Regions from separate parts of the Homo sapiens genome. Here region 2 is linked to region 1. The links are chromatin loops, found by intact Hi-C in ENCODE. Cell type or tissue: dorsolateral prefrontal cortex. All regions are shown on one strand. Links, peaks and the distances in the headings refer to the core of each region. The heading gives the core; the rest is flanking DNA. Region 1 holds the start of RNF220 (ring finger protein 220). Region 2 holds the start of LOC107984950 (a long non-coding RNA gene).

What was found. Peaks named below come from ENCODE experiments on the same cell type or tissue, not always from the same donor. Only the 100,000 strongest peaks of a DNase experiment are listed, where the experiment ranks them.
Region 2: a loop joins it to region 1, with 2.3 times the contacts of the local background. A loop is called at or near these places in 8 of 110 quality-filtered maps.

The regions. Positions count from the first base shown.
Region 1 is chr1:44,398,737-44,410,527 of GRCh38, forward strand. RNF220 (ring finger protein 220) reads left to right here and starts at 6,519. Exons shown (of 15, transcript NM_018150.4): 1 at 6,519-6,794. RefSeq lists enhancers at 7,412-7,934, 9,701-10,377. In dorsolateral prefrontal cortex, for the core only: no CTCF peak of the experiment used is centred there; a DNase peak (open chromatin) is centred at 6,545; H3K4me3 peaks cover 3,852 bases; H3K27ac peaks cover 4,156 bases; H3K27me3 peaks cover 4,970 bases.
Region 2 is chr1:44,640,970-44,652,760 of GRCh38, forward strand. It overlaps RNF220 (ring finger protein 220), which reads left to right. Exons shown (of 15, transcript NM_018150.4): 9 at 3,729-3,825; 10 at 4,026-4,112; 11 at 4,252-4,307; 12 at 4,441-4,519; 13 at 8,692-8,800; 14 at 8,914-8,988; 15 at 9,735-10,754. The coding sequence ends at 9,806. It overlaps LOC107984950 (a long non-coding RNA gene), which reads right to left and starts at 8,697. Exons shown (of 2, transcript XR_001738031.2): 1 at 4,391-8,697. RefSeq lists an enhancer at 9,315-9,896. In dorsolateral prefrontal cortex, for the core only: a CTCF peak has its summit at 4,702; a DNase peak (open chromatin) is centred at 4,662; H3K27ac peaks cover 8,000 bases.

The sequences.
Region 1 (11,791 bases), core at 1,882-9,881:
ATACATAGTATGTAGTCAGTAAATATTTGTTGCTAGATTGCCAGACGGTCAATCTTGGCATTGATATTGGCTGACTGTCTTTGGGAGCTACCTGCAACTACTTCAGAAAGTTTCTTGTTGGAGTCAATATGAAAAATGGAGGATTTATTATTTCTACTGTGAATTTATTTTTTCTTTTTGGGTGATAAAACTGGAAATCTCAAAAAGTCTCCTGGTTTATGTGTTGGGCATAGATGAGGGAGATTCCTTTTGAAAGTGAGTGTAGAAAAGCAGACTTTTTATTTTGTGAAGGTTTTTTGAAGCTTACAAGTCCTTATATATATATTTTAAAAGTCCAGATTGCTCAAACTTGAAGTTCCCCTCCTCCTTGCTCCTCCTTCAGGGCCTTTTTCTAAACCTACTTCCCTTAAAATGACTTTTATTGATTTTCACTCAATGAGAGTTATTCTTCAGAATGAGGATGGAAGGGTCAGAGAGAGAAATTTACCCTGTGTTACCTGTGGAATAGGTGTGCATTTGTATCCAGTCTTGCTTTATTTGTTCTGTTTCCTGTATCCAGAAACCCACACACTGGGGATCATTAGGTCCTCTGTGTCTTGGTCGGAGCTTGAGTACAGTATACTAATAGATCAATTTATGTGTTCATTCATTCAGCAAACATTTATTGAGCAGGCATGTCCTAGGCATTGGAGATACTAAGATGAATAAGACATAGTCACTGCCCTCAGTGACCTCCAGATGTACAAGAAGACACCAGCCTGAAGGCAGCTGGGGTCAGGGAACAAGGCAACTGAATATCCTCCATCAGGAAATCCTAAGAGAATAAAAAGACCAGTCTTGTAACATAAATATAAACATCTAATCAAATTAGCCAATTAGAAAAACATTTTTAAGAAAAGGCAATCTTTTACCAATTTGTCCTATGTATCTTTTGCATTTTTTCTCCCTAATTTCTTTGTCTCCAGTCTTACTCGTCTCCAGTCTACATTTAAAATTGCCTCCAATTTTATTTTTCTAAACCCTGATCTGATCATGTCATTCCTGTTTTGAGAATTTTCACTCATTCATTCTGCACTTTTTATCAATCACCTACTGGATGTTTCCAGTGAGTGTGAAGTGTTTGGGATGCAGTGGTACGCAAGCAGGCCCTACCTTCAAGAAGCTTTAGAATCTAGACCAGGTAGTACTTTCTGAATCTTGTCCTTTTATCTAAATCAGTTGAGTCCGACAGACACCAGTATCTGTTGTGCTAAGTACCACGCAAAACAACTAAGACAGAATTCTGCTTTAAGCAGATCAGAGTCTATTAGAGGAATCTGAAAACAATCGATAATTCCAGTACAATGTGATAAATGAATAGATGCATGCATAGACTGCTATGATAATCAGATTTGAGGAGAAGAGAGGCTGGTGGGCAGGGTGGCTTCCTGGAAGAGTCCATCCCAAACAAAGTCTTGAAGTATAAATAGGAGTTGGCTAGACACTGGGAGTGTCCAGTTAGTTCCTTAATGTGACAAACAAGATCTTTCACAGTCCATTAATCTATTTTTCCAGTCTCCCCTTATATCTTCTACATCTTTTTTTTCAGCTCCCAGCCCAATTTCTGAATGTTTTTCAAATTAGGAATGAATGCCCCTGGTTTATTTAGTGTTGTGCTTTGGATGTGAGAAAGCACCAAATAAATGTGGTGCATCTTTCTGGAGCATCAGTTCTATCAAATGATAAGTAATTTAAAACATGGTTTTATATTAAAGCTTAATATATTTGTGGAATTGAAGGCAAAATTTTCATTCATTTTTCAAGATAAAACAGGATACATAAATTTCAAGCTAGTGGCAAGCCATTTTAGGCTTGCCCTTAGACATCACCACCTGCACCACCTCTTTCTTGAGGAAAAATTTGAGATGTACTATCGGAATGTGGCAGGAAATTTCATGTGCCTTTGCATACGCTATTTGCTCATCCTGGAGTGCTCTTCCTATTTTTCTCCCTTGATAAACTACTTATCCTTCAAAGCCCAACTTAAGTGTCATTCCATATAACAGTCATTTTTAACGAAGCTTAAATGTCATCCCATATGATAGTTATTTTTTAAAACACCCACTTCTGTCTCTGCCTCCTTTCCTAATAGCTCCAGGCAGACTCAGCACCTCCTTCTTTTGTGTTTCTACCACCCTATACTCAGAATATCCATTATAGCACTGCTTTCATTGTGCCATATGTATTTGCTTTCCAATCCATCTCTGCTGTTGGACTATAAACCTCTCTAGGGCAGGCACTATTATTTATCTTTCTATTCTTAGTGACTGGCACTTGGTAGACACTCAATAAATGTTTGTTGAATTTGTGGACCATTCCTTACTCTGCATCACCTCTGTTCTTATATAAAGTGATATCTCCTTTACTTCTCATCTTCAGGGAATGATGTGTTACACAAAAGTATATTTTCCAGACAACTGAAATTTACTTCTTAAAGTATCAAAATCTTCTGTTTAAATCATTTTGGTAGGAATTTATTTTTCTATATTTTCACACGTGTGCTTACTCTCATAAGTAAAATATACTAAGTGTAATGTGTTCCTTGATGACCTATCCCCAAAAGTATCAGGATATGTTTGGTTGGAATTCATGACATCCGCTGGGAGCACTGATGGGATAGGGCTTTTTGCCTTCACACCAAATAACCCTATTTTGTTGTAGTTTTTGAGTTATGGTGCTTGCTTCTTATAGTTCGGTCACCATTTCTCATTGTCAGTGTTCTTGCTCTAACAACACTACCCTTTGCTCTTTTTATATACGTTTTAACGGATATTAAAATTACAAAACTAATATATGTTCACTGAAAACAAACAGAAGTCTATGGAGTAAAAAGTCAAAGTCCTCCCTTCATTCCTGTCTAACCCCCCACCCTGTCACGTCCACACTTTCACTCCCTAGCCATAACCATTGTTAACGGTTTAATGTATCCCTACAGGCCTTTTTCTGTCAATGTGTGTGTACACGTATACGGACAAATATCAAATCATATTGTACATACTGTTGTATGACTTGCTTTTCTCACTCGACAGTATATAATAGGTATCCTTCTATGTCAATACATCCTAGTCTATATCATTCTTTTTAATGGCTGCCCCCTTTTAATTTGACAATCTTAATCAGCTGTGAATGGGAAAGCCAAATAATCAAGCTTATTAGAATTGTACCTAAGAAAGAATAAATCGGCTCTGAATGAAGGCTTGTGTAATTCTCCTAGGAGGGAAATGTGTTAACTTTAGTGCATGGACTTTGTAATGTTTATTTTGGCTATTCTGGGACCCTTTTTGCTTATTTCCTGCTTCATTGTGTTTTGGATAGCTGAGGTTGCTGGACATATGACCTGTGAATTAGTGAGGTATTACATATTCAATTTTGCATTACATAATTTTGCTCTGATTTTATGAGGGATTTGCATTTAATTTATTCGTTTAGATTGCTGTTATAGACAGTGATTAATTCTAGTTTCTGAGTACTTGCATCGTAGTGAGGACCACTGCATGTGGTAACAGCTAAAAATATTTGGCTTGATGATTGAACAGGCCTTCTTATCTGTATCATCTATCTGTGAGAATGTGCACTGGATCTACGGGAACTCTCTAAGTTAGTCTGAGGGAGCCTTTTACTACTGATAAACATTAAAGTACTGACAACATCTTTTGCTATAAATAATAAAATCTTATTTAGGATTTATATAGAGTCTTCCTTCTGCCTTCATCCACCATACTAAAATGGCTAAATCCTGTTGATTCTACCTTTTAGATCTCACTGTAATGTGTCCCCTCCTCTCCACTCACTCTGCCCCAGTACCTTGGTTCAGGCCCTACTTCATCTCAACTGAATTACTTGAGATAGACTTTTTGATTGGCCTCCCTGCCTCTTGTCTAACCTCCACCTTGTCCACCCAGGAACTAGTGCTTGTTTTAAAACAGAAATCCTACCCTGTCACACCCCTAAAACCCTCTAGGGGTTTCTCATCATCTGTAGGATAACATCCACTTTCCTTAGCTTAGTATACAAAGCCTTTTGTGATTTGGCCCACTTCTCCTGCCTATCTCTTGCTGCTCAATGTTTCATATTTCAATTTTGAGGGAAATCAGTGGCTTATAATTCCTTTAACACACCAGGCAAGAGAGTTCTCGATAAATGCTTGTTAAATGAATGAATGAAATACCTTATGTAGCTAGGGTGACCATTCAATCTGCTTGGCCCAGGATGGCCCTTGTTGACATTTGTCATCCCAGTGTAATTATTAAAAGTGTCCCTTTTTTATCATCAAACTTGTCTCAGTTAGATCAATAAATTCTAAGGTCATCCTTATTACAGTGGTTATCAAATTGATTTCTAACTCTTTCTTTGTCTCCTCTACTAGATGGTGAGCTCTTTGAGGACAGGAGTTCATTTTTATATCCTCGTTTATTCATTCAACTAAGAGACTGATGCTGTAAGGTGCTTAGGGTATGATGTAGAATGCAACAAACATGGTTCTTGACTTCATGAAGTTTACAATCCAGCAGGAAATAATAATTTAGTGGAAAGAATAGAGCCTAACATAATAAATGCTGGTGTATGAATGAATGATTAAACATGGATTAGAAGTTCCTCAACAGGCCAGGCGTGGTGGCTCACCCCTGTAATCCCAGCACTTTGGGAGACCGAGACAAGCGGATCACTTGGGGTCAGGAGTTTGAGACCAGCCTGGCCAACATGGTGAAACCGTATTTCTACTAAAAATTATTTGGGCATGGAGGGGCATGCCTGTAATCCCAGCTACTTGGGAGGCTGAGGTAGGAGAATCGCTTGAACTCGGGGCGGAGGTTGCAGTAAGCCAAGATCACACCACTGCACTCCAGCCTGGGCGAGAGAGTGAGATTCCATGTCAAAAAAAATAAATAAATAAAAATAAAGTTCCTCAACAAATAATCCTGATATCACGAATTATAGAAATAGTTGTAAATGTAGAACTCTAAGTGATCAAATTAACAATTTATTTAGAGTTGCCAATTAAAATTTTAAAATACCAACAGCACACATATACATAAACATACTTAATATTTAGATGCTACCTTAATGTTAAACATAAGTAAAAAGGACAATGAAATAATAGCAAGAATGAGATTTTGAGTCTCATTCTTTTTAGACAATTTATAATCCTATGTGGTTCTCTGTAAAGTGGATTATCAGTGTGTACTCCATTTCTCCCCACCCTCCCTTTTTTTTTTCCAGATGAGAAATCTGAGGTTTTAGACACTTAACTACAAAACAAAAGAATGACTTTTTTTTTTTTTTTTTTTTTTGTCACCCAGGCTGGAGTGCAATGGTGTGATCTCGGCTCACTGCAACTTCCGCCTCCCGGGTTCAAGCGATTCTCCTGCCTTGGCCTCCTGAGTAGCTGGGATTACAGGCGCATGCCACCACGCCCGGCTACTTTTTGTATTTTTAGTAGAGACAGGGTTTCACCATGTTTGTCAGGCTGGTCTTGAACTCCTGACCTCTTGTTCCGCCCGCCTCGGCCTCCCAAAGTGTTGGCATTGCAGGCGTGAGCCACCGCGCCCGGCCAGGAATGACTTCTTAAACCAGGATTTGATTTTGGTTGAACTTTGCTTTCAGAACTAGAACTACCTGCTATCCAAGACTTGTTAACCACGTTTTCATGGGCAAATTACAAAACCCTTTCAACCCCAGTTTCCTCTTCTATAAACTAGTGGTAATATTATTATCTCCAGAATTAATCTTAGGAGTAAATGAAATTATGTAAAGGCATTTAGTCTCATAACCGGGCTCCTAGAAAGCACTCAGGAATGTTAGTTCTCTATCCATTTCCCCTGTTTATCTTTGTGTTTGATGAATTATAGGATGATATGAAATGATCTGAAATGAACTGTAATATAAACATCAATAAAACACCAATAAAAAATTTTATTCTCACATCTGGATGCTATACTAGGCCTTCACCTCCTCCAAAAGTTACAGTTTTATTAATATTCATTTATTATTTATTATTATAGTCAAAGACCCAGAGAAGCATTCCAGGAACAAAGCAGCAGGTAAGATTTTTCTGGGAAAAGACAGAGATTTTGAGGGACCCAGGATTTGGGGGTCATTTAAGCAGCAGTGGATGTCAGTCTTCAAGCTTTGCCCATTTACTCTTGGTCCCTTTTGGTTCAGGAAAGGAAGAACAACAAGCACGAAACCATTCACTGAGACCTTTGCGGGTGGGGGAGGAGGGATGTAAACAAAAGCCAACGCTCTCTTTAGTTCACAATGGCTCGCGACCCCAAGACTTCCAAGCTCTTTGGTGAGGGCCAGCAGGTCTGTTCTCCAGGAGTGCCCTGGGTCTGGACTTCATTTCCCAGAGTCCCTTAGTGCCCTAATGTATTCAGTGCTCAGAGTGCCTGTATGTGTGTGAGTGTGAGAGAATGTGTGCGTGCGTGTGTGTGTGCGCGCGTGTGTGTGTCTCCGAGTCCCTGGGAGAGTGGAGGCTCATTCACTGATTAGATCCAGCGCTGAGAGGCAGCACTGCTCCTTCTCTCACGCCAACTGAGTCTCTTGATCTGTACATGCAATCCCAGGCAGCTCGCGAACACAAACCCGGGGCCAGCCGCCTACTGCTGCTGCTGCTGCTGCCGCTGCCGCCGCCGCCGCCGCCGCTGCCTCCGCCGGCTCTGCGAACCCGGGACTTTTCATGCACCACACTCTCCGCCTGCTTCCCTCCGTGTCCTGAAAAGTGCGACCGTTCTCCCAAGGAATTTCCACGGCAAGTATGGAGATCAGAAAGGGGTGTGGACGTGTGTGCGTACCCAAGAGGGGTGGGTGCGAGGGCGGCCGGCTTGTTCAGGAACCTGGCTAACTTTCCGGGTCCGTTTCCTAGGGATTCGGGCGGTTCCCTCTGGACGGGGGCAGGGACTGGGACTCGGACTGGCGCGTCTTGGATCATCGCGACGGAGCCTCTCGGCATCGGCGCCCTGCGCGCTCCGTGCGCTGCCTCGCTCAAACTTTCCGTCTTGAGTTTTCCTTAATGTGTTTTATTTGGGGAGGGGGGGAGGTGCAAGGGGGAGGGACCAGACGCGGGAATTGGACAAGTTGGGAGGGTGAGGGCACTGCAAGGGAAGGGAGCAGGACTTCTTTTCTCCGTCTCTTAATAAGCCCCATTCCCACTTTGTTCGGGTCGATATCGAGAATGCCTTCTCGCCGGGCTCTCTGGTGCACCCCCCGGTGATTTCCGGGCTCCCCTATGTACCCCGCGTTGATTTCCGGCGAGGCCAGGGCTGGGTGGTACTCAGTGGGGAGCCCGAGGCGGCGGGCGGATGGAGAAGGGGCGAGCCGAATGAGAAACTACCCCGACAGCCTCCACCCCACACACAGCCGGCTCCGCGGGATACCCGGGGAGTGGCTGTTTAGCCCTGGACCCCGGGTGCTCGGCTGACTTTTTCCTAGCGGGGGCGGGTGTGAAGGGTGTGGAGGGAGGGAGGTGGGGTAGGATGGATGGATCCTCTGCGGGCAGGAAGGAGGCAGGTGCTAGCATAGAGGCGGACCGTTCTAAACGCCACCGGTAAACTCCCCACTCCTCTGGGCTGGACCGGCCTGGCCGTAGAGTAGCCCGACACGTGGGATCTCCCGGGATTTTCGGGGTCGGGACCCCCTCTCCCAGCGGTTCTACTGAGCAAGGCGGGAGGACGATCGTGGAGACGAGGGCTACTTGACTACTCTACTTGTAGTTTTATTTTTATCTTAGACCTGCCTTAAACTGAGTAACAATTTCTCTTCTGACTTAAGAACAAAACTTTTCAGTGAGCACGCCGGTCGCTGCGGTCCTGCGGCCACTGCCGCCGCGCTTGTCAGCCCGGGCCGAGCGACCTTCTCTGCCCGGAACCCAGCCCCGCCACCGCACTCCGGAGCCTCCGGCCTCCCCCACCCCACCCCCGCCCCCCAACCCGGGGCTTTTCAGGGCTCGGCCTGGGCGTTTCGCCTTTGTGCTTTGTAAGAGAAAGCCTTTTCTTCCAGGGCACAACAAACTTGGGCGGAGAGCTTCCGTGTGGCCCCCCGGGCGAGGCCGCCCACGGTGGTGAGGCCATCCGAGGGGATGCCCGGTTCATCCCCCAGTCCAGGAGCCTCTCCGAGAGCTCGCGGCCCAGGTCGACCCCAGCTGGCGAGGGCGCGCAGGAGTCCCGAAGTAGCGGGGACTAGGGCAGCCAGGAGGCAGGGGGAAAGCTCTCGCTTCCCGTTAAGCACACCCTGCATTCTCGGGTCGTGGATGCAGCTCCAGCGGAGAGCCCGTGTTCCGGCCCTGAGCCAGGCGCGCGTCGCACTGGGTGGGTGCATGGGGCCCGGGCCATAGGTGTGGGGGCACAGCCCTACCTGGCCGGCCCGGGTCGTCTGGGGTCTGCGCCGGCCCACTGGCCCGGGAGCCGCCGAGGGGGAGAGCACCGCACTCGCTGCCCACGACGCCCAGCAGCCACATCTTGCCTCTCGCCTCCGCTCCGGACTCGGCTTGAGGGGCAAAGGGGAGAGAAAGGAAAAATAAAGAAAAAAAAGGGCGGCAGTGAGGAAGCAGCGAGGGGACTGGGGGGAGCAGAGTGGGCAGGGGGGCTTTGCCTTGCCTGGCCTCCTCTTTCCGTCTCGCGGGCTCTTCCTGCAAAGGGGAATGAGCAGAGGGGGGAAAGGCAGAAAGAGCGTCGAGGAAGAGCGGTGCTGGCGTCTTCCGTGCCGATCCCTCCTGGCCCGCAGAGACCCGGCAAAAGTGGCGTGAGTTCGCTTGCTGCGCTTCGAGGCAAGGCTGGGGAAGGCCGAGGACGGGGCGGCGCCGCGTCGCGCCGCTGGTGGCCGACAGGGCCGGGGCCGGGCGCGGAGCGAGCGGGGACACACACCTGTTCTGCGAGCCGCGCGGTGTGCGGCGGCCGGACGGCCGCGGTGCGGGCCGCAGAACCCTCCCTCCCGCACTGCGCATCCGCAGTCCAGGAGCTGGAAGGGCCCGGCAGCCCCGCGCCGGTCCGTATTTGCAGGAGAAGCGGGAGTGGAGGAGTCCGCGGCTGCCCGCTGAAGCGGTGGTGCGCGCGGCGGCGGGACCCGGGTGACCCCCGGGGCGGGGCTGCTCGGGGGCTGGAGGTCCTTGGACTTTGGTCGAAGGCTGGCAGCTCTGAGCCCCTGCCCCGCGGGCCCCGCGCGGCTGCGGACCAGGGGCCCTTGCACGTGTCGGTTCTTCCTGGACTGGCGCTTTGGTTGCCCAAAGTTGGGCGCAGATTGTTTCGTGCGGAGGTTGTTGGGACCCAGAGTATTCTATATACAAAGGCAACCGAGAGCCGGAGGGAGAGGTCGGGCCAAAGAGTAGTGGGCTCGGCTCCGCGTTGGGCCCAAGTTTATGTAGGTTTCGCCTTCACCTCTTCTTCCCCCGTTTTCCCTAAAAGAGTTGATTTTTTTTCCCAGTCGAGACTCTTCCGAGCTGAATAATGCACCCGCTCGCTGAGCCAGTATCCCGCGACCCCGCACTCTCGGACTGGCCCGGGCTGTCTCGGATTCGCACCCTTTGGCCAAGCTGGGCCTGAACCCGGGTCCAAATCTGGGACCATACCCGGCCATGCCTGAAACACAGGCGTCGGCCCTAGCCCGGGAACTGTGTTAGCCTTATGTTCCCTGAGCTCTCGCATATGGTGGTAAAATTTCTGTTAGAGCGGTGTTTCCAAATACCCCCTGGGCATTTGGTGTGCGGGAATTCTCTTCAAGCGAAGAAGTCTGTGAACTTAAAAAAAAAATTTTTTTCCTGCGTTCTTAACAACCCCCCACTACTCTGCCTCATTTCCCATTGTTCTTTGCTTTTTAAGTTCCTTGTTAATTTTTTTAAAAGTTTATTTATGCAAAGGAAAAATATCGTTTAATTTGTTCTATTATTTTAATTCCTGGCTTTTGGAAACGGTTCAGAGACCACAAAACTGTCACCTGTTGTAATAAGCAGAGGAGTGTTGTGTGTGCATTTTAATTGCCAGCAGAGCCGTAGTTTGGTGGGCGCCCTGAGCTCGGCTCCGGGAAAGAGCCCTTTGCAGCTTTCTTTGTGGCAGTCATTTGCAAAGGGGTTTGGCTCTCAGCTACGGCGGAGGCAGAGGGGGCAGCAGCACCGCTTCCTTCTATGCCGATCCCGGGCGCAGGTCAGGAAGCCCAGACCTTGGACTGGGATGGGAGATTACCTACTCTCTGAGACTTTCTCTTGGGCTTTCGGTTTTTCTGTGCGAAAGTGGCTAGTTCGCTCCGCAGAGCGCGGAGCGCTGCGCATCAGCCCAGCCTCAGACATTTTCACGTTCCAAACGCGGACGTCTTCGTTTCATTTGTCTTGGTTCTGGCGTGTTTAACCACGCAATTAGTAATCTCACTAATTATTCAGATAGCTGGCGTTTTGCAATCACTTTAAACCAGGGTCAGGAGTGTGATTTAAGAAACAAACAAACTCCCACAGATACGGAACTGAACCAAACCCATCACGTCAAGGATTTGAAATTTTTTAACTCAATATTTGTTGGTCCCTCCGTCCAACCTCACTGCCTGCCAGACAATTTATTTAGCTTCGTGGATTGATCCCTCCTCCTTGTTTAGTTAATTCAACAAAGACTTTTTGCAATCTGTTTGGAGTTTGTCTGATGCCGTGGAAAAGTAGCTGATGATTTATTTGGTTGCTTTTCGATTTCTGTCTTCAGCCCTTCTTTCTCCTCCTTTCAGCGGGGATGTCAGCTGTTATTACTTCCTATTGATCCCTTTGCAAAGTGAGAAGTGAACTAAAATTAATGTCAATTCCACTGCTCGGATCAATAGCTGGAGTTATTTTAATCTGGATTTGCACGAAGTGCTAAATTAAAAAAAATCAGCATAGAGGCAGAAAAGTAACAGTTACTTACTTTCCCTTTGCCGGGTTCTTCACAGTCACCCAAATGCTCCATCAAGCTGATTATCTTACAATCCATATTTTTTTAATTAAGAGGGTCAGTTAGTTTTCTTATTTTGGGTTCTGTGTTTAAACCCATGACATTTTGACATTGGGAGTGTATTAACTATAGATTTTCATAATGACTGTGGTCAGCTGAAGCCTCATCTATACAAGTTGTTAATGTGAGGAGAGGGTAAGAAAGAAAAGGGAAAAGAAAAAAAAGAAAAAAAGCACTCCCCCCTCCCCCATGGAGACCAACGCCCACGCAATGAAGTAAAAGAGATGTGGCCTGGAAAAATATTGTTGATTTATTTTCAGTGTAATGAAGTTTTCAAATGAATAACCAGGGTTGAGTGATTCACCAGGTTCTGTTGGAGTGTCCGGTGCTGTCACCAGATTCCTAATTTATGAAACTCATTTAAGATAATGAGGTGATCTAGGAAGTAAAAATAGCAAGTGAATCCTGGGGGGGGTCGTATTTTGAGGGGGAAACATTCCTCCCTTCACATTTCTTTTCTCCAGTTTTCCTCATATAATATTGCTTGTTGATAGATAAGTAGCTATTTCTGTTGTGAAGAGCTGCTTAGAACCCTTGGAACAGCCCTAGACCCACTTTCAGAGCGTCCATGTTGTATGACCATTAATCTGACTAGAAAACAGCCAAGAACAGGATTCCCAGACTTGTCAGCCTAACTGGCTGTCCTTGGCAGATCATTCCCTGCACTGCTATAACTTGACAGGAAAGTTATTTAAAATTTGGAAGAGAGAAAAATCCGTTAATGTGAGATACATAATCTGGTAATTTAGCAATGATGTCTATAAGGAAAGATGCCAAATGAGGAAGCAGTC
Region 2 (11,791 bases), core at 1,565-9,564, 240 kb after region 1:
ACGATACTGCCCCCAGTAAACGGGCATCTCCAGTTTCTCAATCGATCATCTGATCAATTGATTAAATTAACACTGATTTTTTTTTTCTCCCTTCTCAATAACCCAGGAAGAAATGAGTTTATGGGAGAAGGGTCGTTTTTATAAAACGTAGACCTGTGTTTCATTTCTGCACTTAACTCTCTCCCTCTTTGTTGCTCAGTTTTCACTGTGAGGAGAAGGATATTTTTTTTTGCACTACCCACCCCGCCAGGAATGGACAACTCTGGCACCACCCTGCTGGGTATCATTGACCATCAGGCTTAGGTTGCCTATGGGTGGGGGCTCAGGCCTTTATGCCACTTTAAGCTGGGGCAGAACTGTAGCAAGAGGCCCTCCCTGGTGACTGAAGGGTACTCTGGGCCATCTTGGAGGTCCTGGGGGCTGAGTTCCTTCCCTAGATAGCAGTAGTAGGAGTGGCAGCTTGCCTGTTATCGCTGGAGCTACATGGAAGAGGAGCCAGAGACTTGGAAAGGAGCTGTCTGTGCCATCTTGCCTCTGAGTACTGGCTTGGGATATTCCAGCAGCTGAGAACATCAAACGACTGTGGAGCCTTCCTCTCCAAGCGGGAGGGGGGGCAAGCTGGCGGGGGCGCTGTCTGCATAAAACGGCTTTATGGCCGTTTCTTTTTATTATGATTCTGCCAGAAGTCAGCAAGTGACATTTCATTAAGAAAATAAAGTTTAATGTGCTGGGAAAGAGGTTGGAGCAGGCTGGGGCAGCACAAGAGTGAAATTGGCAGCAGCAGCCTGTTCTGAACACCTGTGGGGGTAGGGAGAGGTTCCCAACATCTGTCTCAGCTGGAGGATGGGGTCAGGGTCAGAGTGAATGGCTCAGACCAGAGGCAGAGGCCTTTTCTTTGGCAAACAAAGTGTGTCGTGCTGTCCATCCTGCCTCACTGGCCAGCGGAACAGAAAGCTGCTGCCCGGCTGGGAGCTGGGATCTGATAAGGAAAGTTGTATCCTGAGAGATTTCTCTAGGCCACCAGCTAACTAGGACCTAATAGAGCAGTGTCGCCAGTGTTTAGCCAGTACTGCTGGGGTGTGCTGTGTGGCACCAGCCATCAGCCTGGCCAGCTCTGCTGGGTGATGCTGAGATCACAACAGTGAGTCAAACTTGGGACCCTTGCAGCTTCCACTCTGGTGAGGGACAGTGACAATAGGTGGTAATAAATATGATTTTGGAGTTACACAGGATTCTGGGTGGACACCAGGGAAGGGACACCTGTGTATAAGAACGTGGGAAGCCCCATCTGCCACGCAGAGCACCATGAGGATAGGGATCAGATCTTGAAGCTCTCTATTCTCAACATGGAGCCAAACAGAGGATGAGCCCAATAAAGGTTGAAAGAATGGCATTGAGGTGAGAGTTCTTTCCTTTAGCAGGGATTTAGAGAGCAGCTGCTCTGTGTGGGCACTGTGAGTTAATGGTAGGAGGCATGGTTGGGCTGAGTCAGACTTGCCAAAGGAGCAGGCATGTATATTGTAGACCAGGAGGGAGAAGGTTCTAGGCAGAGAGCAGGAGGTGCGGAGGCATGGGGGCATGAGAAAGCACAGGATTTGGGAGACCACAGTAGCTCTGTTTAATGGAGTATGAGTCCTGGGCCAGGCATGGTGGGCAGTAAGACTACAGAGAAAAGGACTTCAGGCTACAGGGCTGCTTTCTGCGTTGAGAAGCTGGGGCTTTTCCTGGCAGCTTTGGGGTACCCTGTTTTCTCTGCTTTGCCATGGAGCCATATTGGGCTCACATGTGGTGCCAGGGTTCTCTGCTTTCCACTTATAAGGCAGGGCTAGGCAGGGCCAGGCCGAGCAGAAGATGTGAGGCCAGCTGCTGAGCTGCGTGTACTTGGGGAAGGGGGGTTGGCAGGACTTGGGTGCCGCAAGCTGTAAGTGAACCTGATAGCTACATTCTGATTGATGGTGGAGTTTGTCTCCCAAACTGTCAGAGGGTTTATGGAGGTGCCACTCACCCACAAGGCGGGAATTGCTTGTCAGGACACCTGGCCGTGTACAGGAGACAGAGCTGTAACTTGGTGTTTTCTCAGCTTAATGGCCCTGCTGCTGACCTGACCTGCCTGCTGCCTCAAGTGTGTCAGTGCCTCAGGGTAGAGGGCAAATGAGGACTGTCAGGGAGAGGTGGATTGCAGGCTGTGCCTGGCATCTTTCCTTCCCGATGCTGCTTGCCTTTGGGATTGGTGGTGTCTTTGTGAGACCAGAGACTGGTGGGGTAGAAGGGAGAAGGATCAAGACTCAGTGTTTTTCAGGGCTTGAAAAATGGAGAACATTCCAGATGGAGTGAATAGCATGAGCAGGGGTCTTAAGAGCAGCATATACAGGCTATGTTTGTGGTTTGGTGAGCAGCCTGTGTGTGCACATGCTTGGGGTTTACAGAGTGAATTAGTAGAGAGCAAGAGTAAAGACATAAATGGACCCAGATCTTCATGGATCTGGCTGAGGAGCCTGGGCTTGGTTGTGCATGCAGTGGGGAGCCATCAATGGTTTTGGAGCAGGAGGAAAGGTGGTCAGAACTCAGTGGTAAGCAGAATGAAGGAACAGATAAGAGGCCTGAGGACTCCCTACAAGACATACCCTAATGAGAGTATAAGGACCTGAGAGGAAAGAGTGGACAAGCAGAAATGTCTGAAATCATCAGGCAGATACTAAGCTGCTTCCTCACTTCTTTAAGGATTTCCTTGCTGATCCCAGTAGCCACAGAGTCTCACATTCTTTTGTCCCTGGCAGGGCTGTGCTGGCTAGTGAGGTGTGGTCTGAGACCCACTAGGAGGAAGTGGGGAGCTGGGGGGAACAGCTCTATAGCACTTGACCCTAGGCTATCAGGAAGGGTGGTCCTGGATGTCAGAGAGATCGCCTGGCAGGTGAGCAGGCCTGGTGTAGCCCCAGCAGCTCGCCCCTCCCTCTGAGCTGAGAGTCCGTCTGTGGCTGTGCCAGATGCACCTCAGGGGTCAGCCACTTGCGTGGCCCATGGCCTGGCCTCCGCTCAGCCTGGTTGCCTTCATGGACTGCTTTGAGAAGTAGGTGTGCATGCCTGTCCTCCCTCGTCTGTCCCTTCTTAATCCCTTTATAACTGCACTTGTCCAGGAATCTGGGCTGAGTGAGGTGGAGATGAATAATTAATGTCAGGCGCTTCAGACACCAAATATTTGAACAGCTGCCTGGTGTTTTTGCTGGCAAGGACCTAGCGGCCAAAATCAGGATGTTGGCCGGGGGTCCCACTCTGTGGCTCTGATTGGCCTTAGCCAGCCTGTTCTCTCCTCTGATGGACTTGTCAGGCTGGATAATGGGGCATAGGGGAGGCCCCACTCTTTTCCTGTGAAATTCCTAGACCTGAATTTTTCTGTCCTCTTACTGTTCTTCCTAGACCTGGAAGATAGGTGGACAGCAGGCCTGGGCTGAGTGTCCCCGAGGACGTGACATAATATATGAATGGGCTAGTTTATGAGCAGAGACCACTTGGAGCAGCATGCAGTAGCAGAGAAAGATGAGGTTTGCAGAGTGAAGGGCCTGAAATGTCAGGGTCAGGGGCACTGAAGTATCTGGCTCTATACATCCCAGGCCCAGGTTTCCCTCTGGGCCTTATCAGGTCCAAAGCCTAACCCCTACCTGGAGGCAACAGGAGGGGCACCCTTGGCCTCGTCTTGTCCCCAGGCCCTCCTCACACCCTGCTTCCCACAGGCTCTGGCTTCATCATGTGCAGCGGCAAAGAGAACCCGGACAGTGATGCTGACTTGGATGTGGATGGGGATGACACTCTGGAGTATGGGAAGCCACAGTATCCTTGGAGCACTATGGGGGCTGGTGGGGCTGATAGGGCAGGCACAGGGAATAAGAAAAGTAGCTCTTCTAGTATTCACCTGCACCACCCCCCGGGCCAGAGTCTCAGCTTTGGCCAGGAGGGCCATGCTCTCCTGAGGATTCAACCCTCATAGCCTGCTGCAAACTAGGATCCATTGTCCTTGACCACCATGCCAGATACACAGAGGCTGATGTCATCCCCTGCACAGGCGAGGAGCCTGGTGAAGCCAAGGAGAGAGAGGCACTTCGGGGCGCAGTCCTAAAGCAAGTGTGGGCACAGGCTTGGGCGGGTGGAGCAGAGAAACAGGAAGCCCTGAGGCAGGGGTTAACGCAGTACTGACCCTCAGGGCTGTCCTGCCCGCCTTCAGGCCTCACTTTGTTTTTCCTCCCTCCTTTCCTCCAGTGGCGGCCCTCCCAGCACGCGCATCACACCTGAGTTCTCTAAATGGGCCAGTGATGGTAAGTCCTGCCCCAGGTTAGGAGTAATGGGGGAGAGGGGGTATCCCTAGATGGTGGTGACTGACTCAAGCCCAACCCCTCACCTGTGCTGCCCAGTCTGGCCGGAGTGTGAGTTGCCCCTCTGTCCCAGCAGAGATGCCATCCACCAGCAATGGTGAAAGCAGCAAGCAGGAGGCCATGCAGAAGACCTGCAAGAACAGCGACATCGAGAAGTAAGTGTTTGGCCAGGAGAGAGCCCTGGGACCACAGTTCAGTGGGAGGAGGGGCCCTTTGCTAGCAGGAAGGCCTGCTGCCAGGGCTTCTGGCCCTCCCAAGTGCAGCTCAGTGCTGCTGCCCTGGGCACACGGCCGGCAGTGGAGCCCAGCTGGTGCTAAGCGTGACTCTGTGAATTGATCACTGGGCCACGGCCCCAGAAGCCTTGGCGGTGGGAGGAGCAGTCCACCCGCCTGCCTGCCTGCCTGCCCGCCTGCTGCGGCGGCCTTCGCCCGGGGAATGTGATGTATGGCCGCCCAGCCCAGCCGGCACACTTGATTCATCTCCAGTTTCTGTTTCTTAATCGGGAGCTAAATTGGTTTCATTTTTCTTGTCCCGGGTGGCACTCGCAGTGGATTTTAGGCAGGAACATTGGGTATCATCACTTCTGGTAGGAATTTTTGGCCTGGGTTCTCTGGCAGAGGAAAAGGGATCCATTAGCACTTTGCCCAGGGCTGAGCAACCCCTGGCCTGGATCCCTGGGAACCACAAAGATTTGGTATCAGCTGGGCATCTTCCTGCCTTCCCAGAAGCCCAAGGAAGGCCAGTTCTGGCCTCAGGAGATGGCATTGTCCAGTCTAGGCTGCCTGGTGCTGCTGCCATTGGTCATTGCTTAACTCCAGTACCCACCCCACCTTCTGACTGCAGGCTAGGTTGCCTGGGGTTAAAAGGCAGCCTCTTCATTCCAGGGCCAGTGTTCCATCTTTGCCTCCTGCCAGGAGAGTGGATTGGAGGCCGGTGCAGGGCCGGGTCGGTGGCCCAGGGTCACCTCCCATTTGTTTCCCTCCATTTTGTGTTGTCATAAATTCATTCCAGCCCGTTGTGGTTGATCAGTTTATCTCGGCCGGGGCCGCGAGTGCTGCTGGCATGATGTATGGGCCGCGGCGCAGGGCCCGGCTGCCCATGAATCACCGCAGCTGCTCCGTGTCAGCGCCGGAGCGGGCCGTATGGGTTCTGCGCAACCAGCTTGTGGTGGGGAGGAATGACGTATGGATGTTTATTTAATAATTCTCTCCTACTCCAGCTGAGCAGGGCGGGCGGGGTTGTAAGGGGCACCCACCCTCGTCTGGAGGGGCTGCTCATAAATCAGAAAGACAAGATCATTAATCAGGGATGGCGCCCGAGGGGGAGGTGGGGGCAGAGCCAGTGGCTTCCATGAAGGTACAACCCACCCAAGGCTGGGGGGAGCCAGGATTTCTGTCCCACCTGTGTGAGCACAGGCACCCGTAGGCAGGGATCTCTATGATGAGGTGGAGACTGGCTCAGTCATGTGCAGAGCTCTCCACTGGGTCTGGATCTGCTGAGACTGGGGCCCATCAGTCCCCGTGATTTCTCTATTTCTTGCCCTAGATCTGTTTTACTACTCAGGGAAAAGGAATGGTAGGATGCCATGGCTCCTCCAGGAATCTCCCCACCCCATGCCCTGGAGGGACTCAGGAATAGCTCACAGCCAGCCTGGACCAGGGGTTGGAGGCTTGGGTATTTCGCCAGAGCCAAGATTGGAGGGCAGGTGTGTGCTGAGCACATCCAGGATAGGTAGGCTCTGGAGTTGGCTATTGGCCTTCAGTGGGGCCTTGTAGCTCTTGGAGATGGCATGGGAAATGGCTTCATTCTCTCCTGGCCTCATCCTTCTTTGCCATTCCAGCTCTAGTTCTCTGATTTGGGGTTTGGGAGTTAGTTCTCCATTCTGGTGTAGGCTGCCCCCAGCTGCAGGCCTTAGTTTCCCCATCTTTGACATAACTATATAGGACTAGGCAAATTCTCAGCTTAGTCCTTGGAGTGGAAGGGAGCACAGCTACAAATCCTTGTCTCCTTATCAGGAATTTACCTGTAATCCAGATGGGGATGGCACATATGGCATTGTGCAAAATGCCAGGGAAGGAGCCTGCTGTTCGGAGGCTTGTGAGGAGGGAAGGGATGGTAAAGGCTTCCAGAGCCAGAGAGCTAAATGGAAGCCCCCAGGGAATCAGCCAGTACCAGGAGGAAAGAGTCAGAGCCTTTCTTGGCATCCCTGGAAAGAGGCAAGGCAGAGGGAATCATGGACCCTAGGGTGATGGATTTAAGTGTCCCTGATACAAGGACACAGCCACTAAGGAGTCACGCTCTGTGTTGCTGCTAGCTCCCCAAAGGAAAAAGGCCAGAGATTGAAGTTGTATTGCCCATGAAATGGGACCACTACCCTCCCTGCACTCCCATTACCACTCACATCCAGCAATGACAGGCCACCTGTAAGCTCTCAAGCTTCCTGAGCCAATTGTCTCCCCTAAACTGCAGAACAGGTGCCCCCAGGAGACTGTCCTTGCCCAAAGTCCACGTCCCTTATGATTCCCCCGCCTCAGTCCAGCCTCTGCTTCCTGATTGAGTACATCTGTGAAACCTGAGCTGTTCGTACCCCCACTCTTCCAGCATCCTCAGCAGCTTCCTGCTGTCCACGAGATAAACTTCAGCTCCTTCAGGTGTGGCATTTGAGGTCCTCTTGCATGCCATCTCCTTTCTTACTGTAGCACTTTGCCTACATGTGGGCCTTCTAGCCAGACTGGGCTCTTGGGCCTCTTGGCCTCTGTTTCTGCTGTTCCCTTGGCCTGGAGCCCCACCTCCTCCTGGGTGTAGCCAGTATAGTCATGGTCAATCACACAGTTATTAGTTGATCATGGAATCAGTCTGCCAGGTTTGAATCCCATCTCCCTGACTCTGTGGGGACCTTGAGCAAGCTACTTAATCTTTCTGTGCTTTAGTTTCTTTGTATATAAAATGGAGATATTAGAATCTTATGGGGTTTTTGTAAGGTGTAAATAAGATAATTATCAATCCCTCAGTACAATCTCTGGCATTTAGTAAGTGCTTAATAAATTTTAGCTATTTTATTTGTATTATCATTATTATTCCCTAAGGCCAGTCTCCTATACCATCTTTTCTACTTTTCCAGGAAGCATTCTTCTCCATCTGTGAGCTCCCCTGGATCCTGTTCATTTGTTTTAGGAGGGTGGGAAGGTTCCTTGAGAGAGTCCTAGCTATTCCCTGTTCAGCAGTGCAGCCCAAGGAGTCCTGGAAATGCAGGAGGGACCTTCAGGTGCAGGGCTTGGCCCACACACAGGACTACCAGGGCATCTGATATATCTAGGAAGTAACAAGGAGCCCTGGAGGCAGGCCAGGGCTGTGGCAAAGAGACCTAGATCATGTGGGACACGCCTAGTCCCTGCATCTGTCCCCCTCTCCCTGGAGTTTGGACGGGCCCTTTCTTCAGCAGGTGTTTGCTCACGTCCCATGCCTGAGGTGGGGCTCTTGGCCATAGTCAGTATTGGTGGAGTGAGCAGCCCGCCCTCAGGGAACCCATACTCAGGAACTTTACACTGCTGTGGTGGAGTTCACACGGGGGGCTGTGAGAGCCACTGTGCAGTGCTGGCTCAGGGGTCTGGAAAAGGCTTCTGGGAGGGCATGGGAACAAAACTAGATCTGAATGATGAGGCAGAGCTAGTGAGTCAGGCGAGGGGGTGCAGAGGGATCACAGTGCAGAGGCCAAGGCAGTGAAAAAGGTGGCGTGGATGGTGACACATAGGAGTCGAGCATAAAATGCGTGGCAAGGTCCTCAGGGGTACGGCGGGCTGGGGCTGGACCAAGGAGTGTAGTGGAGCTCTCTACTCCAAGGGGGACATTGGAATGTTGGAAGTCACACCACGAGAGATTTGCTTTGAGAACATAAATTCCTCTAGGCGCTGGGAGAGTGGAATAGAGATGAGGGGCCTGGAGGCAGAAAGGCTGTCTGGAAAAAGTTAGTGGTGGAATTGGTGGAAGACATCTGAGAGCCTGGACTCATGGTGGTGAGGAGAGATGCCGGAGATACTAGGAGAGATGACAGATTTGGGTGGTTGGGAAGACTGCGAAGGAGTGGTTGAAAATGGTTCCCTGGTATCTGGTGTAGAAATTCATCCGAATGGGAATGGAGGAATAGAGAGGGTGAGGAGTTTAGTTCTGGAATGTGGAATTTGCAGATTCAGGTTATCAGAGAAAGGGGGCAGGCAGGGATGCCTAGGGGACATTTATGTATTTGGTTCTGGAATTCAAGGGAGGCGTAGGCTGGAGGTACAGATGAGAGATGCCAGCCTGCTACCCAACCATGCCTTCCTTTTTACAGAATCACCGAAGATTCAGCTGTGACCACGTTTGAGGCTCTGAAGGCTCGGGTCAGAGAACTTGAACGGCAGCTATCTCGTGGGGACCGTTACAAATGCCTCATCTGCATGGTGAGTAGAAAAGAACCTAGGGGTGCCCTTGGTCAGGCTTCCACGCCCTCTGGGGGAGTTGGAGAGGGTGGGCCTACCTCAGAGTGACCCCTTCTCTGCCCCCTCCTCCCTAGGACTCGTACTCGATGCCCCTAACGTCCATCCAGTGTTGGCACGTGCACTGCGAGGAGTGCTGGCTGCGGACCCTGGTGAGGTGGCATGGGGGTCGGGGAATGGGAGGCCGCTCCGGGCACTGCCCAGATGTCTGTGCTTATGCCTGAGCCTGCCTGGGGGAAGTGGGGAGCATGGCGCAAAGGAGAACAGAGCCAGGAGCCAGGATATTTACCCGCAGGATATTTACCCCCAGGCTCGCTGCCTCTCCTCCCCAACTGCAGGTTTAGGAACTTCTCCCCCTCCATGAGTTCACTGCATTCTCCCTTCCCCGCCCCGGTCCCCGAAGGCCCACTGCATCACACAGACTGGTGAGGCCTGGGGTCAGGAGGAGGCTGGCTGTAGGTAAACAGGACCAGGGCCTTGGCCCCTCCCCCTCCCATTACTAAGCTCCTTCTGCTCCTGCCCCTGTTCTTCGCTCAGGAGCAGCCATTAAAATGTCGCCCGGAGACAGTAATAAAAGGCTCGGACGTGGGCTCTGTGTCCTGATCAAAGGCCGCGTGTAATCTCGTTAGGGCTGCGGCTGCCACAGCTGGACCCAGCCTTGTTCTCATTACTGGGGCTCCTGCTGCGGGGCTGGCCAGGCGGTTTGATCCTGGCGTCCCCCCAACACAGGAGCGTGCCTGCCTGCTCACAGAAGCTGCCTATGCGTCCCCAGCCTGGGCTGACAGGACCAAGGTCTCAGCACACACTGGTGCAGAGAGACATGGCTGCAGGCCCAGGTGCTCACATGCGCACACATGGCTCATTGTGTAGACCAGAGCCCTCCCTGTTCTCCCTGCAGGGTGCCAAGAAGCTCTGCCCTCAGTGCAACACGATCACAGCGCCCGGAGACCTGCGGAGGATCTACTTGTGAGCTATCTGCCCCAGGCAGGCCTCGCCTCCAGCAGCCCCACCTGCCCCCAGCCTCTGTGACAGTGACCGTCTCCCTTTGTACATACTTGCACACAGGTTCCCCATGTACATACATGCACATACTCAAACATGCGTACACACACACACATTTACACACGCAGGACTCTGGAGCCAGAGTAGAGGCTGTGGCCCAGGCACTACCTGCTGGCTCCCACCTATGGTTTGGGGGCCATACCTGTTCCAGCTCTGTTCCCAGGGTGGGGCAGGGAGGTGGGGGTTGGGGGAGTAGTGGGGCACGGCTCCTAAGATCCAGCCCCCATACTGACAGACGGACAGACAGACATGCAAACACCAGACTGAAGCACATGTAATATAGACCGTGTATGTTTACAATGTTGTGTATAAATGGGACAACTCCTCGCCCTCTACCTGTCCCCTCCCCCTTTGGTTGTATGATTTTCTTCTTTTTTAAGAACCCCTGGAAGCAGCGCCTCCTTCAGGGTTGGCTGGGAGCTCGGCCCATCCACCTCTTGGGGTACCTGCCTCTCTCTCTCCTGTGGTGTCCCTTCCCTCTCCCATGTGCTCGGTGTTCAGTGGTGTATATTTCTTCTCCCAGACATGGGGCACACGCCCCAAGGGACATGATCCTCTCCTTAGTCTTAGCTCATGGGGCTCTTTATAAGGAGTTGGGGGGTAGAGGCAGGAAATGGGAACCGAGCTGAAGCAGAGGCTGAGTTAGGGGGCTAGAGGACAGTGCTCCTGGCCACCCAGCCTCTGCTGAGAACCATTCCTGGGATTAGAGCTGCCTTTCCCAGGGAAAAAGTGTCGTCTCCCCGACCCTCCCGTGGGCCCTGTGGTGTGATGCTGTGTCTGTATATTCTATACAAAGGTACTTGTCCTTTCCCTTTGTAAACTACATTTGACATGGATTAAACCAGTATAAACAGTTGCTGCCTGTGTGTTATGTGTGTGGGGTGGTGGGGGAGCTAACTAGGGGAGGTGGGCTGAGGCAGTTAAGGGGTTAATTCCTGGTGGCAGGATGGGGGAAAGGACTTAGCTATAGGTGTATGACACTGTGCAGGGTTGGTCTGCTCTGGGGCCGTGGAGCATTTGGTTTGGAGGGGGGTGGGGCTGGGGATCTGGGCTCCTGACTATTGATGGGTAGGGGCTCTAGGTTAATTCTTTATCGATGCAGAATCGTCAGCTCATTAATCACAGAAGAGGTCAGAGCTTGGGGGTACAGAGGGGATGCAAGCTCTATCCCCCAACCTAGGCTAGGAGTGGCCACAAGCTTGGGTACAAACACAAGCCCCAGGCCTCTATCCCTTTCTGGTCCCCTGAAACATACCAGAGACCACAGTGGGATCACCCTATCAGCCTCCCAGGCTTTTGTTCTATTCTCCAAATGTATCTCTAGTGACCATCATCCCAGTGTAGCTACTGCCTAGATTCTCAAATGGAAAGAATGGAAACCCTATTATCCAGGATGGACCTTCAAGTCTCCCATGTGCTCAGAGAACCAAGGCTGGAGAGATGGCACTTTGACCCCCACAGCTCCCCACTGCCAGTGAGGTAGCTCAGCTTCCTAGATGCCTCCCAGGCAGGTGCTAAAAGTTACATGTAAGTCTTCACCCACAACAGAAAGCTGTTTGGAGAAAAACAGTCAAGGCCCCAGAGTAGCCCCATGACTCCAGACTTGCTTTGACACCTTGCACACCAGGCCCATCTGCCCAAATCCCCAGCCTTAGTTGCCCATTTTCTCTGGGATACCCACAGTGAATTCCTCAGAATTGGGTCCAGTTGGCAGCTCCTGCCACCCTTTGCACCCAGATGAAGCACAGACAAGTCCCCCTTGGAGCCCAGCAAAGGCCCTTCACAGCTCCACGCCCAGTTTGATGGCACCCAATATCCTGAACACAGGGATCCTGGGGATGTACACAGCCTCTGTCGAGGCGGGTGGAACAGCTCCAGCGATGGCTGAGGGTT